Linked DNA regions of Homo sapiens: region 2 is linked to region 1. A link is a contact called in ENCODE Hi-C or POLR2A ChIA-PET data. All regions are on one chromosome and are shown on one strand. The core of a region is the stretch at or near the end of the contact, and the rest is flanking DNA. Distances in the headings are between cores, read along the strand shown.

Evidence for each region. A loop is a pair of places that touch in the nucleus more often than their neighbours do. ChIA-PET counts read pairs that join two places held with the same protein, here RNA polymerase II (POLR2A). Pooled maps may share reads with other maps.
Region 2: a pooled map shows a loop between it and region 1 (6-fold over the local background). The contact joins two enhancer-like sites. A Hi-C loop is called at or near these places in 2 of 50 pooled maps. POLR2A ChIA-PET finds 5 or more read pairs at or near these places in 8 of 52 experiments (B cell, H1, OCI-LY7 and 5 more).

The regions. Positions count from the first base shown.
Region 1 is chr2:42,662,612-42,665,570 of GRCh38, forward strand. The region is part of intron 8 of MTA3 (metastasis associated 1 family member 3); the gene reads left to right. Among named protein-coding and RNA genes, the nearest start is that of MTA3, 95 kb to the left of the region's middle. RefSeq lists an enhancer at 969-1,018. Within about 2 kb of position 1,305, at least 2 of the 41 ENCODE cell types and tissues checked have a DNase peak (open chromatin) inside an H3K27ac peak, as active enhancers do; they include B cell, where a contact is called at or near this core.
Region 2 is chr2:42,545,601-42,548,754 of GRCh38, forward strand. It overlaps a transcript of MTA3 not described here. Among named protein-coding and RNA genes, the nearest start is that of MTA3, 21 kb to the right of the region's middle. RefSeq lists enhancers at 1-883, 1,779-2,284. Within about 2 kb of position 1,616, at least 2 of the 41 ENCODE cell types and tissues checked have a DNase peak (open chromatin) inside an H3K27ac peak, as active enhancers do; they include B cell, where a contact is called at or near this core.

The DNA.
Region 1 (2,959 bases), core at 55-2,554:
CCTGTGCAAGCACCACATTTTAGTACATTTTGATAACTAAGTCTTATGTGAACTTTCTTTTTAACTGTTTTAAATGACCTCCACCGCCCCTATGTTTTCCCTAACTATATTATATAAATACTTTTTTTTTTTTTTTTTGAGACAGAGTCTCGCCCTGTCGCCCAGGCTGGAGTGCAGTGGTGCGATCTCGGCTCACTGCAATCTCCGCTTCCCGGGTTCAAGTGATTCTTCTGCCTCAGCCTCCCGAGTAGCTGGGATTACAGGCGCACGTCACCACACCTAGCTAATTTTTGTATTTTTAGTAGAGACGGGTTTCACCGTGTTGGTCAGGCTGGTCTCGAATTCCTGACCTCGTGATCTGCCCACTTCGGCCTCCCAGAGTTGCTGGGATTACAGGTGTGAGCCACTGTGCCTGGCCGGATAAAAATACCTTTTTAAAAATCACTGCAAGAACTTAGTTTTACCCTAATGTTGCATGATCTTATATAGGTAAACTATTATTTATGTAACCAGTCCCTTGTAGTTTAACACTATTCTTATGAGATACTGCTTCTCAGATTATAACTGGGGATGTGGTCCCTGCTTGAGTGCAAGTGGAAAAGCTTGTTCCTGAGATGGTGGAGAGTTCTCGTGGCAGCTGGGCTGACTTGCCTGAGGTAGAGAGGGCCTGTGTGGGCTCTTGGTTCACAGCTGCAGCAGCTCACTGCTTCCCACTGCTGGTGAATGTGCAGGACAGCAGGTGAATTTCTTTTGGGAGAGGGCAGTTTTAGAGGTTTGGTATTTGTTGTCAGTGAAGGTGATATTTTAAAGAAGCATTTTAAAGAGGATTCTACCTATATACCTTAATTCCTTTAAACATCATTTTATGGCCAAGTACACTGGCTTATGCCTGTAGTCTCAAAACTTTGGGAGGCTGAGGCAGGATGATCACTTGAGGCCAGGAGTCTGAGACAGGCCTAGGCAACATAACAAGACTCTGTCTCTACAAAACAAAACAAAACAAATTAGCCAGGCATGGTGGTGAGTGCTTGTAGTTCCAACTATTCGTGAGGCTGAGGTGGAGGGATCCCTTGAGCCAAGAAGTTCGAGGCTGCAGTGAGCTATGATCATCCCAATGTAGGCAACAGAGTAAGACTCTGTTTCATAAATAATCATTTTCTGTGTAGTTTCTGTAATACTTGCCTCTTATGCTCCTTCTAGGAAGTTACCTTCACACCCTTCAGTGTTTTTTATCTCTCCTGTTTTGTTTCCATTCTGAAGCTTAGTAATTTTGAGGTCCGATTACTTTTGTATCACATATATTCTTTCTAGTTATTTATTACCGTAATTATTTTCTAAAGCAGAAGTAGGCTCAGAGGCTCAGGAAGTGGTGTTTTGTCATGTTTGTATAGCTGGTTTCAGAGATAGGGTTTGGATCTGCACTTGATTCCTCCTGAGTAGTTATCTCTCCTCTGTCAGATTACCTCTTCTATCTACCCTTCCACCTCATTTTTGTTAGAATGACTTGGATTTAAGCGTCATTATTGTCTTTCTTTGAGGCAGCACTGAAGAAGATGTGTTTTTTTGCTTGCAACATTTAAATACCATGGTTTCCTTCTCATACTGCTTTAGGTTCAGCTTTACTTAGACTCTTAGATCCTGAGGCATTTATAAAATTGAGTAGTATGGTTAAAAATTAATTATTAGTATGTTGATAATGAGCTTTGCAGATTGTTTCCCAAAAAGAACATATGAAAGGTTCATTGGTTGTTTTGTACCATTAAATGAAAATGGATTCATCATTCAGTTGAATTTGGGGAGTCACATTCTTTTCTTTGAGTATTTATGGTCCTACTACCCCCTCACCCCGCTTACCTTTTTTTTTTTTTTTTTTTTTTTTTTTTGAGACAGTTTGCTCTGTTGCCCAGGCTGGAGTGCAGTGGCGTGATCTTGGCTCACTGCAACCTCTGCTTCCTGGGTTCAAGTGTTTCTCCTGCTTCAGTCTCCTGCCTCAGCCAGTAGCTGAGATTACAGGCGTCCGCCACCACTGCCGACTAATTACGGTCCTATTCTGATCGCTTTAGCACCTTTTTCTATTAGGTGATCAAACCTTGGATCTGAAGACCTCTTTGAGAGGCCTGCAGAGAGGGCAGGGTTGTGGAACTGCTGAAACCTGATAGCCCTTCCTAAGTGATTTTCTTTGTGACTTTTATTCTGAGGACTTCAATGGGCTGTCAGCATTCCTAATCTGACATCGATTTATCCGAGACAATTTATGCTACTTGTCAAATCACCAATAATGTATTGGGAGCAGGTAATTAAACTGTTTGCACATCAGTAGTTCTCACATCCTCATTTTGAAATCTGTTATGAATATAGTTGAGCTGTGAATTTCAAACACTGCTAATCTAAAATATATAAGATTCATAATTGTTAAAAAACATTGAAGCCATGGGGGCTTTATAGGTTTCACTCGTTTTGTTAAAATATAAGATCTGTTTTATACAATATACAAAGAAGAATATAGGGCTGGGCAGTGTGGCTCACGCCTGTAATCCTAGCACTTTGGGAGGCCAAGGCAGGTGGGTCAAAGGAGTTCGAGACCAGCCTGGGCAACATAGTGAAACCCCATCTCTACTAAAAATACAAAAGTTAGCTGGATGTGGTGGCACGTGCCTGTAGTCCCAGCTACTCGGGAGGCTGAGGCAGGAGAATCGCTTGAATCAGGGAGGTGGAGGTTGCAGTGATCCGAGATTGTGCCACTGCACTTCAGCCTGGGTGACAGAGCAAGTTTCCTCTCAAAAAAAAGAAAGAAAGAAAAAGTAGGTTTACAGTACTTACATTGATCCTTTCTACCATTACCCCCATGGGAACAAAATTCCTTAGAACCAAGGAAATCCTGCATTAGTTAGTAAGTGGCAGTGAGTTAGTTGATGGAAGTTACAGCTTCTGACTCCCTGTTTGGTGGTGTTGGCCAGAG
Region 2 (3,154 bases), core at 366-2,865, 120 kb before region 1:
TAAAATAAGGGTATAAGGCCTACCTCATTAGATAAAATGTGTAAAGCTTCTAGTTTAGTGCCTGGCACATGGCAGGTTTTCAAGAGGGTTTAAAGTTGACACATCGTTTTCAATAGATTGCATGATGTGTACCTTAAAGAAGCTTGGGATACAAAAGCAGATAGCTTACATACATGGATGGACATTGAGGCTCATGGATTTCAGACTGAGGTTCAGGTTAAGATTCCTGATTAAGCCCTGACCTGAGATCTCCATACTTCCTACTGTGCCACGCTGCAGTTGGAAGGCCTTCAGACTGGAAATTCTGGTTATTGAAATTCTCTTAAGATGGGTATCTGGAACGTGCCTTCCCAGAAAGATTTCAAGAAATGAAAGACAGGCTCCGCGTTAACACTAATCGCAATGATAATGGTACTATTTAAAAGCAGCTTCCCTAAGCCACTCCTGAAAGGGCAATTGGCTGATCCGGGAATTCACTCTTTAGATAACCTGGTAGGGAAGGGAAGGAGGGAGGGAGGACCTTAGATTTTTAATAAGAAACCATTAACTTCAGCTAACAGCAATAACAATGGAGGCGCCTGGTGACTGCTGGCACTTAAAATATAAATGGAAAACACAGGGCACCTCGGATTTCTCCATTGTTACATGCTAATGAAGTGGCTCCACTCAAACAAAGGCCCCAGGAGAAATTAGTGGAGGGTGTGGCCTGGCCCCACACTGAGGAAGAAGCCTGTGTAGGATGCTGGCAATCTCGGTTCCAGAATTAGGATGTCCTTGTCTGCTCTACTTGGTTTTCTGACCCTGAGTGTCCCTGGACCTGTTTCTTTCAGTAAAATGTGTATAATCAAATCCAGGGGTGGTCATCCCCTGCCATCTAACCTGGCAACTTTGGTCATCCTTTTTCTAATCAAACCAAAAAGAACTGAAAAAAATTACTTGCAGTTTCCTATGTGCACTCCATCTAGAGGCATTTCTAGTTGGTCACTTTTTTCTAGTCAAACTAGAGGCGTTTCTAGGTTGGTCATTCCTAGTTGGTCATCTTTTTTCCTGGTCAAACAAAAAAGAACTGAAAAAAATTACTTAGAGTTTCCTACATGCACTCTATTTAGAGGCATTTCCTGGTTTTATTCCTTACGCATGTTGCAAGACTGCACCCAGCATCCGTGTTCATATAATCTGTGGCGGTAACAGAAGGGGTCTCTATTCTCAATGTCTCACATTTTGGTAGGAAATAGGACATGTGGGCAGACAGGAGGATGAATGTGATCAGGGTGGGACATGCAGGCAAATAACGATACAATGTGGCAGAATGAGACACTTGTCACAGGGATCTTATTGCTAGAGCTTTACAGAGGTGGTAAGAAACTGCGTAGGGAGCTAGCAGGGGCTAATCTGCCAGGCTTCACGAGGATGTGGACTTTAAACTGCAGAGGTTCCCCCCACTACTCTCTGATGACTACAGTCTATGGAGGAACTTTATAAAATACAGATTCCCTGGCCCCTCCCCCAGAGACAGATTTTGTAGGTCTAGGGTGGAGTCTGGAAGTCTACTGATAAAAATCTCAGCTGAATTAAATGAACAATTCGCCAATCGGGCAGCCGGCAGAATCACAGCAGATTCAGAGACTCCAGCCACGTGGTGTAAGATTTACAGACAAAAAAAGGAAGTGATGAACAGAAATAGGACGTGAGGTACAGAACAGCTGGCTTGGTTACAGCTCTGCGTTTGCCTTATTATTATTTCTGAGACTGAATCTTGCTCTGTCGCCCAGGCCGGAGTGCAGTGGCGCAATCTCTGCTCACTGCAACCTCCACCTCCTGGGTTCAAGCGATTCTCGTGCCTCAGCCTCGTAAGTAGTAGCTGGGATTACAGGCACGCGCCAACGCGCCCGGCTAATTTTTGTATTTTTAGTAGAGTCAGGGTTTCACCATGTTGGCCAGGCTAGTCTTGAACTCCTGACCTCAAGTGATCCGCCCGCCAAGGCCTCTCAAAGCGCTGGGATTACAGGCGTCAACCCCCGCGCCTGGAGGCATTTGTCTTATTTGAACACTCAGCAGTTGAAGTATGGCTTCTGGGACTGGCCAAGACTTAGCTATTGTTACAGGCGCATACTCCTAAATTAGGTTTTCAATCTTGTCTATTAAGCTAGGTTGCAGTTCGTCCACGAGGACTCAAATAAAGAAGTACAGAGTCTTTCTAAGGCCATATTTAGTTCGCTTTAACGCGACTAAGAAAAATAAGATAAACTGCCCTGTGGTCCTGACTTAGCTATTGTTACAGGTGCATACTCCTAAATTAGGTTTTCAATCTTGTCTATCTATTAAGCTAGGTTGCAGTTCGTCCACGAGGACTCAAATAAAGAAGTACGGAGTCCTTCTAAGGCCATATTTAGTTAGCTTTAAAGCTACTATGAAAAATAAGATAAGCTGCCCTGTGGTCCTGATGGTCAGCCCAGTTTGGAGGCCACCCATACAGTAGAGAGGCAACCCCAAATAACCCGTGACATTACAATCATCCCCTCTTATCCGTGGTTTTGTTTTCTGAGGTTTTAGTTAACCTGAGGTCTAAAAATATTAAAGGGGGCCGGGCGCGCTGGCTCATGCCTGGAATCCCAGCACTTTGGGAGGCTGAGAGGGGCAGATTGCTTGAGGTCAGGAATTCGAGACCAGCCAGGCCAACATGGCAAAACCCTGTCTCTACAAAAAATACAAAAAATTAGCGGAGCTTGGTGGTACTCACCTGCGATCCCAGCTACTCAGGAGGCTGAGGCACAAGAATTGCTTGAGCCTGGGAGGCAGAGGTTGCAGTGAGCCGAAATTGCTCCACTGCACCCCAGCCTGGGCAGCAAAGCAAGACTCCGTCTCAAAATATACGTATATACATAAAATTAAAATGCAAATATTAAATGGGCTGGGCATGGTGGCTCACGCCTGTAATTCCAGCACTTTGGAAGGCTGAGGCGAGAGGATTGCTTGAGCCCGGGAGTTCAAGACCAGCCTGGGCAACATGGCAAAAACGCCATCTCTACAGAAAACTCTATCTCCACAAAAATTAAGCCAGGTGTGGTGGCACACACCTGGGGTTCCAGCTACCCAGGAGGCTGAGATGGGAGGATCACCTGAGCTGGGGAGGTTGAGGCTGCAGTGAGCTGTG